Regions from separate parts of the Homo sapiens genome. Here region 2 is linked to region 1. Evidence: read pairs that join two places in POLR2A ChIA-PET (ENCODE). Cell type or tissue: endothelial cell of umbilical vein. All regions are shown on one strand. Each heading gives the region's core, and the rest is flanking DNA. Links, peaks and the distances in the headings are about the cores only. Region 1 overlaps RASSF3 (Ras association domain family member 3). Region 2 overlaps GNS (glucosamine (N-acetyl)-6-sulfatase).

The links. ChIA-PET counts read pairs that join two places held together with the same protein. Peaks named below come from ENCODE experiments on the same cell type or tissue, not always from the same donor. Only the 100,000 strongest peaks of a DNase experiment are listed, where the experiment ranks them.
Region 2: POLR2A ChIA-PET joins it to region 1 with 5 read pairs; 5 of 35 experiments call an interaction of 5 or more read pairs at or near these places.

The regions. Positions count from the first base shown.
Region 1 is chr12:64,689,530-64,692,344 of GRCh38, forward strand. It overlaps RASSF3 (Ras association domain family member 3), which reads left to right. Exons shown (of 5, transcript NM_178169.4): 4 at 1,941-2,050. Among named protein-coding and RNA genes, the nearest start is that of MIR548Z, 68 kb to the left of the region's middle. In endothelial cell of umbilical vein, for the core only: no CTCF peak of the experiment used is centred there; no DNase peak of the experiment used is centred there.
Region 2 is chr12:64,746,716-64,749,530 of GRCh38, forward strand. GNS (glucosamine (N-acetyl)-6-sulfatase) reads right to left here. Exons shown (of 14, transcript NM_002076.4): 3 at 997-1,203. Among named protein-coding and RNA genes, the nearest start is that of GNS, 11 kb to the right of the region's middle. In endothelial cell of umbilical vein, for the core only: no CTCF peak of the experiment used is centred there; a DNase peak (open chromatin) is centred at 1,166; H3K27ac peaks cover 1,062 bases.

The DNA.
Region 1 (2,815 bases), core at 186-2,685:
CTGGAAGTGCCACAATAATGTAGAGAAGCTCGATGGCATTTTTATCTGCCAGTTTCTTTGCCTGCTCACCTGGACTTTAGCTGTACAATCTGAAAGTAATCGTGACTTGTTGAAATATTACCCCCATGGCTGGCAAATCCTTTAACATGATTGGCAATGTCACTGTATGTGTGTGTCTAGCATGAGACATATATAGCTGTGCTTGAAGCTACCGGAGCTTATATTCTGATTGCTTGGTTTGTAGCTGCTAATTCGCTAATTCTTTTTTTTTTTTTGAGACGGAGTCTCGTTCTGTCACCCAGGCTGGAGGTGCAGTGGCGCAATCTTGGCTCACTGCAAGCTCCACCTCCCGGGTTCACGCCATTCTCCTGCCTCAGCCTCCCGAGTAGCTGGGACTTACAGGCGCCCGCCACCACGTCTGGCTAATTTTTTTGTGTTTTTAGTAGAGACGGGATTTCACTGTGTTAGCTAGGATGGTCTCGATCTCCTGACCTTGTGATCCGCCCGCCTCAGCCTCCCAAAGTGCTGGGATTGCAGGTGTGAGCCACCGCGCCTGGCCTCGCTAATTCTTAATTAATCTGTAGAGAGATTTGCTTTTAGAACTCTTGTTTTTATGTTCTTTGGATGGTATATACATTTTTTTTTAAATTTGTTTTTTGTTTGTTTGTTTGAGACGGAGTCTTGCTCTGTTGCCCAGGCTGGTGTGCAGTGGCACAATCTCGGCTCACTGCAACCTCCGCCTCCTGGGTTCCAGTGATTCTCCTGCCTCAGCCTCCCAAGTAGCTACAATTACAAGTGCCCACCACCATGCCCAGCTAACTTTTGTATTTTTAGTAGAGACAGAGTTTCACCATGTTGGTGGCCAGGCTGGTCTCAAACTCCTGACCCCAGGCAATCTGCCTGTCTCGGCCTCCCAAAGTGCTGGGATTACAGGTATGAGCCACCACGCCTGGCCTTGGTTTTTGAGACAGCGTCTTACTCTGTCACCTAGGCTGGAGTACCATGGCATGATCATAGCTCATTGTAACCTTGAACTCCTGGGCTCAAGTGATGCTCTTGCCTCAGCCTCCTAAGTAGCTAGGACTATAGGCGGGCCCCATTATGCCTGGCTAGTTAGAAAAAAAAATTTTTTTTTTTTGGAGACCAGGGTCCTGCTATGTTGCCCTGGCTGGTCTCGAACTCCAGGCCTCAAGTGATCCTCCTGCCTCAGCCTTTAAGTGTTGGGATTACAGGTGCGAGCCACTATGCCTGGCCTATTTTTATTGTTTTTAAAGGAGTAGTGGACCCTTTTTTAGGTTTCTTATCTTGCCTTTTTTTTTTCATTTAAAAAAAATTTTATTTATTTTTTGAGACAGAGTTTCACTCTTGTTGCCCAGGCAGGAGCGCAATGGCACGATCTCGGCTCACTCCAACCTCCACCTCCCAGGTTTGAGTGATTCTCCTGCCTCGGCCTCCCAAGTAGCTGGGATTACAGGTGCCCGCCACCACGCCCGGCTGATTTTTTGTATTTTTAGTAGAGACAGGGTTTTGCCATGTTGGCCAGGCTGGTCTCAAACTGCTGGCCTCAGGTGACCCGCCCACCTCGGCCTCCCAAAGTATTGGGATTACAGGCATGAGCCACCATGCCTGGCTCTTACCTTGTTTTCTAAAAGGAAGAGCAGAGCTAACTATAAGCATATTTTGGGACTAATATCTATTAAAATTTATTCTTGAAAATAATTTCCTTCTTAATCAAGGCACAGTTTATATTTGAACAGAAACAGAATAGATTTTATTCCACTGTGGGCTACTGGTATTAAATAATAAGATGAGCCGACTGGCGACTTAGAGGCTGGGGTAACTTGGATGGTTACCTTGATCTGGAGGAGGGGATCACAATGGGGAAGTGGTCTCAGGAATGGCTGAATACTCTGTAACATGCTGCTTGTTTCTTTACCCAGTCTACGCCTGCAAGCTCTCAGACCGGGAACATCCACTCTACCTGCGTTTGGTAGCAGGGCCCAGAACAGACACACTTAGTTTTGTTCTTCGTGAACATGAAATTGGAGAGGTAAGTTATTGTTCACTATTGCTTTAAACTATACAGAACAGCTGGCCCTATTTTATTGCAGTAGCCTAGTGACTTGGCTATTGATGGGGGATGGGAAGAGAAGAGAGTTGGAGGGCAGGGGGATGGGAAGAGAAGAGAGTTGGAGGGCAGGGAGAGGGAGAGGGATTTTGAATTGTCAGAAATGAACCCAAAGTTAGCCTATGATGTCATTCTCTCACAACCTTATATTATTAGTCTGTCATTTTCAGAGGTGGGAGAAAATAAAGTTTTTTTACTTGATCTCCATCCAGAGAGTCATTTTCACCCCTTCCCACCTCCAAAATACTCCAGTCCAGCTGAACTTTGAAAGTTGACACTCACCATGTGTTTGCTACTAACAAAAGTCTCCAGGCTAATTCCCTTCTAAAGGGATATAAAAGGAAATTCGATCTCTTTACCATGGAAGGCATTTAGCTTTCTAGCATCTTTTTTTTCCCCCTTGCCCAGTCAACTGATTAAGAAATTATGTTTCCATGTGCATCATTTGCCATGTTGTCTCCAGGGAGGATTGTATTTAGCCAGTTCAGTAGAAGAAAAAAAGCACTTGAGCCTGCCCTCTAGATCAAGTGTCAGCTTTAAATGACACTTGAGCAAATCCCAAGCTCCTGTCCCAGTCTTCTGTCTGGAACAGGAAATGGTGTGAAATGTCCTACATGGTGCAATTGAGAATAGGGTTTCTAGGTTAAAAGTTAGGAAACGGCTCTGTTTCCTACTGTTTGTTAGATT
Region 2 (2,815 bases), core at 152-2,651, 57 kb after region 1:
TTTTATATACACATCAGATGACCTTCAAATATGCAAAGTAGTGTAAGCTCTCTTTATGACCCATAGCCCCAACCAAATGATCCAGTATCCACAGTTCCTATTTCTCATGATCCTTTTCAAACTGACTCATCTTCCTGTAAACTCACAAGGTTGCAGATTTCCCCAATTATTGGGGGGAGGGGAGAATTAACAGAAAATCCAGATCAGATATTAAGATCTCTAGCAACTACAGATAAAGAGCATAAGTACATTTTCTCTGTCTTGAACCCCCACTTTAACTGTAAGAGCTAACCCCAAACATTCTCGAACATACTATTTCCTTTAAGCTTGGACTTTGGGTAAAAGCTAAGGCCAATGTGTGAATGTGGGCACATGGAATCCAGCCTTGACAGGTCACCACGAGGTATCCCTCCATCCAGGTCTACAAGGCTGGTGTACCAGCTGCTGGCCATACACTTTAATGACCTGCACGACCCTGACTCTGGGTAACTAATCTCTGCACATTTTGTTGCCATGTTTCACATCAGAAAATGAATTAAGCATTAAGTTGTTATAATTCAGAAAAGATTCTAAGAAATCTGAGGAAAGATTCTAAGACGAAAAATATCTTCAGTTAGATACTGATAACAAGGAATGGAAACAAAGATACCATGACAGCCACATGACAAACAGAATTCCTGAGGAAAAAGGGAAGACGCATCAGACAGCAGCACTCTTAGGACAATTTTTAAATACATGCTCCTGGGACTACTGAAAGGAAGAACAAGTGCCCATATCATATAAATACACAAGTTCTTACCCAAATCATGTAAATATGTACATGTGTACTTATATGAACATATTTACATGATATGGGTACTTGTTTAATGGGCAGATTCACAGAAAACAACGTATACCAAGAAATCCTTTAACATTAATTGAAATAATAAAATTAACATGAATTATATTCACATTTTAAAAGCCATTATAAAAAAAGAAACAGATCATTCAACATACCTCATTTAAATATTTCCCTGCAAAAAAGGTCTGATAACCACACATTGATCTGAGAATTGCTGGGAAAGTATTTGGTTCTTGGATCTTCTGCCAGGACTTACTACTGCAGTTCCCCTCCAGAGTGTTGTTCACAACGTGATGATTATGTGGGTACTTTCCTGTCAGGATACTGGCTCTGCTGGGGCAGCAGAGAGCACTTGGCACATACTACAAAGGAAAGGAAGCAAAAACGACAAAGTCACACAAGAAAGATGGACTTCTCATCATTGTTAAAGAGAGTAAAGAAAAGCTCCTTAATACTCTAACTTCAAATATGTAGTTTCTCATGGAATATATATATTTTTTTCTACACATGACATGCTTCAGGGCTGCTTTAAATCATAGTGGAGACATTAAAGCAGACAGAACAAACTGAGAACGGATTTCTTTCTCAAGTGGCTTCTTTCTGCAGGATAACAGTAATTCTAGTCTCATCTGCCGCAGAGATAGTTGTTTTTTTTTTTCTTTTGAGGCGAGCTCTCACTCTGTCACCCAGACTGGAGTGCACTGGCACAAGCACAGCTCACTGCAGCCTCGACCTCCTGGCGCAAGTGATCCTCCCACCTCAGCCTCCCTAACAGCTTGGAGTACAGGTGTGTGCCACCATCCTGGCTTTTTTTTTTTTCATTTTTTTATTTGTAGAGATAACGTTCTTCCTGTGTTGTCCAGACTTGCCTCAAATTCCTGGATTCAAGTGATCCTTCCACCTTGGCCTCCCAAAGTGCTGGGATTACAGGTGTGAGCCACTGCACCCAGCCAGAAATAATATTTATACACAGGGGGCACAGCATGGTGAGAGACGGGTCTTAACCAAAGACAAAGAATACTACTTGGATCTAATTGAGACACAGTGGTTCATTTGCAGGCTGATCTGCAGCTTTACACATTTCCTATATCATTTTATACACTGGACACAGACTTTTTTTCCCTACTGTAATTATATTTCCATTAGCTACTGTCAGCAACAGATTTTCCCCATTCTACCCAATCATATTGGTACACATCACCAAGCCACTTCACAGAAAGGTAATACTAGCTTATACTTGGACCAGCAGGGAAGGAATACTAGCTTATACTTGGACCAGCAGGGAAGGAATGGGCATTTGAGCACACACTCATGCAAAAATTGGGTATTATCCTTTCAATATTAGCAAGTTTTTTTGCCTTTCAAATTTGATTTGGCATTTTTATTTTTATTTATTTTTTTGAGATGGAGTCTCGCTGTGTCACGCAGGCTGGAGTGCAGTGGCGCGATCTTGGCTCACTGCAAGCTCCGCCTCCCGGGTTCACACCATTCTCTTGCCTCAGCCTCCCAAGTAGCTGGGACTACAGGCACCCGCCACCATGCCTGGCTAATTTTTTGTATTTTTAGTAGAGATGGGGTTTCACCGTGTTAGCCAGAATGGTCTCGATCTCCTGACCTCATGATCCACCTGCCTCGGCCTCCCAAAGTGCTGGGATTACAGGCGTGAGCCACTGTGCCCGGCCTTGATTTGGCTTTTTTTTTTTTTTTTTTTTTTGAGACACATTCTCGCTCTATTGCCCAGGCTGGAGTGCAGTGGCGCGATCTCAGCTCACTGCAAGCTCCGCCTCCTGGGTTCACGCCATTCTCCTGCCTCAGCCTCCCAAGTAGCTGGGACTACAGGTGCCCGCCACCACGCCCGGCTAATTTTTTGTAGTTTTAGTAGAGATGGGGTTTCACAGTGTTAGCCAGGATGGTCTCGATCTCTTGACCTCGTGATCCACCCGCCTTGGCCTCCCAAAGTGCTGGGATTATAGG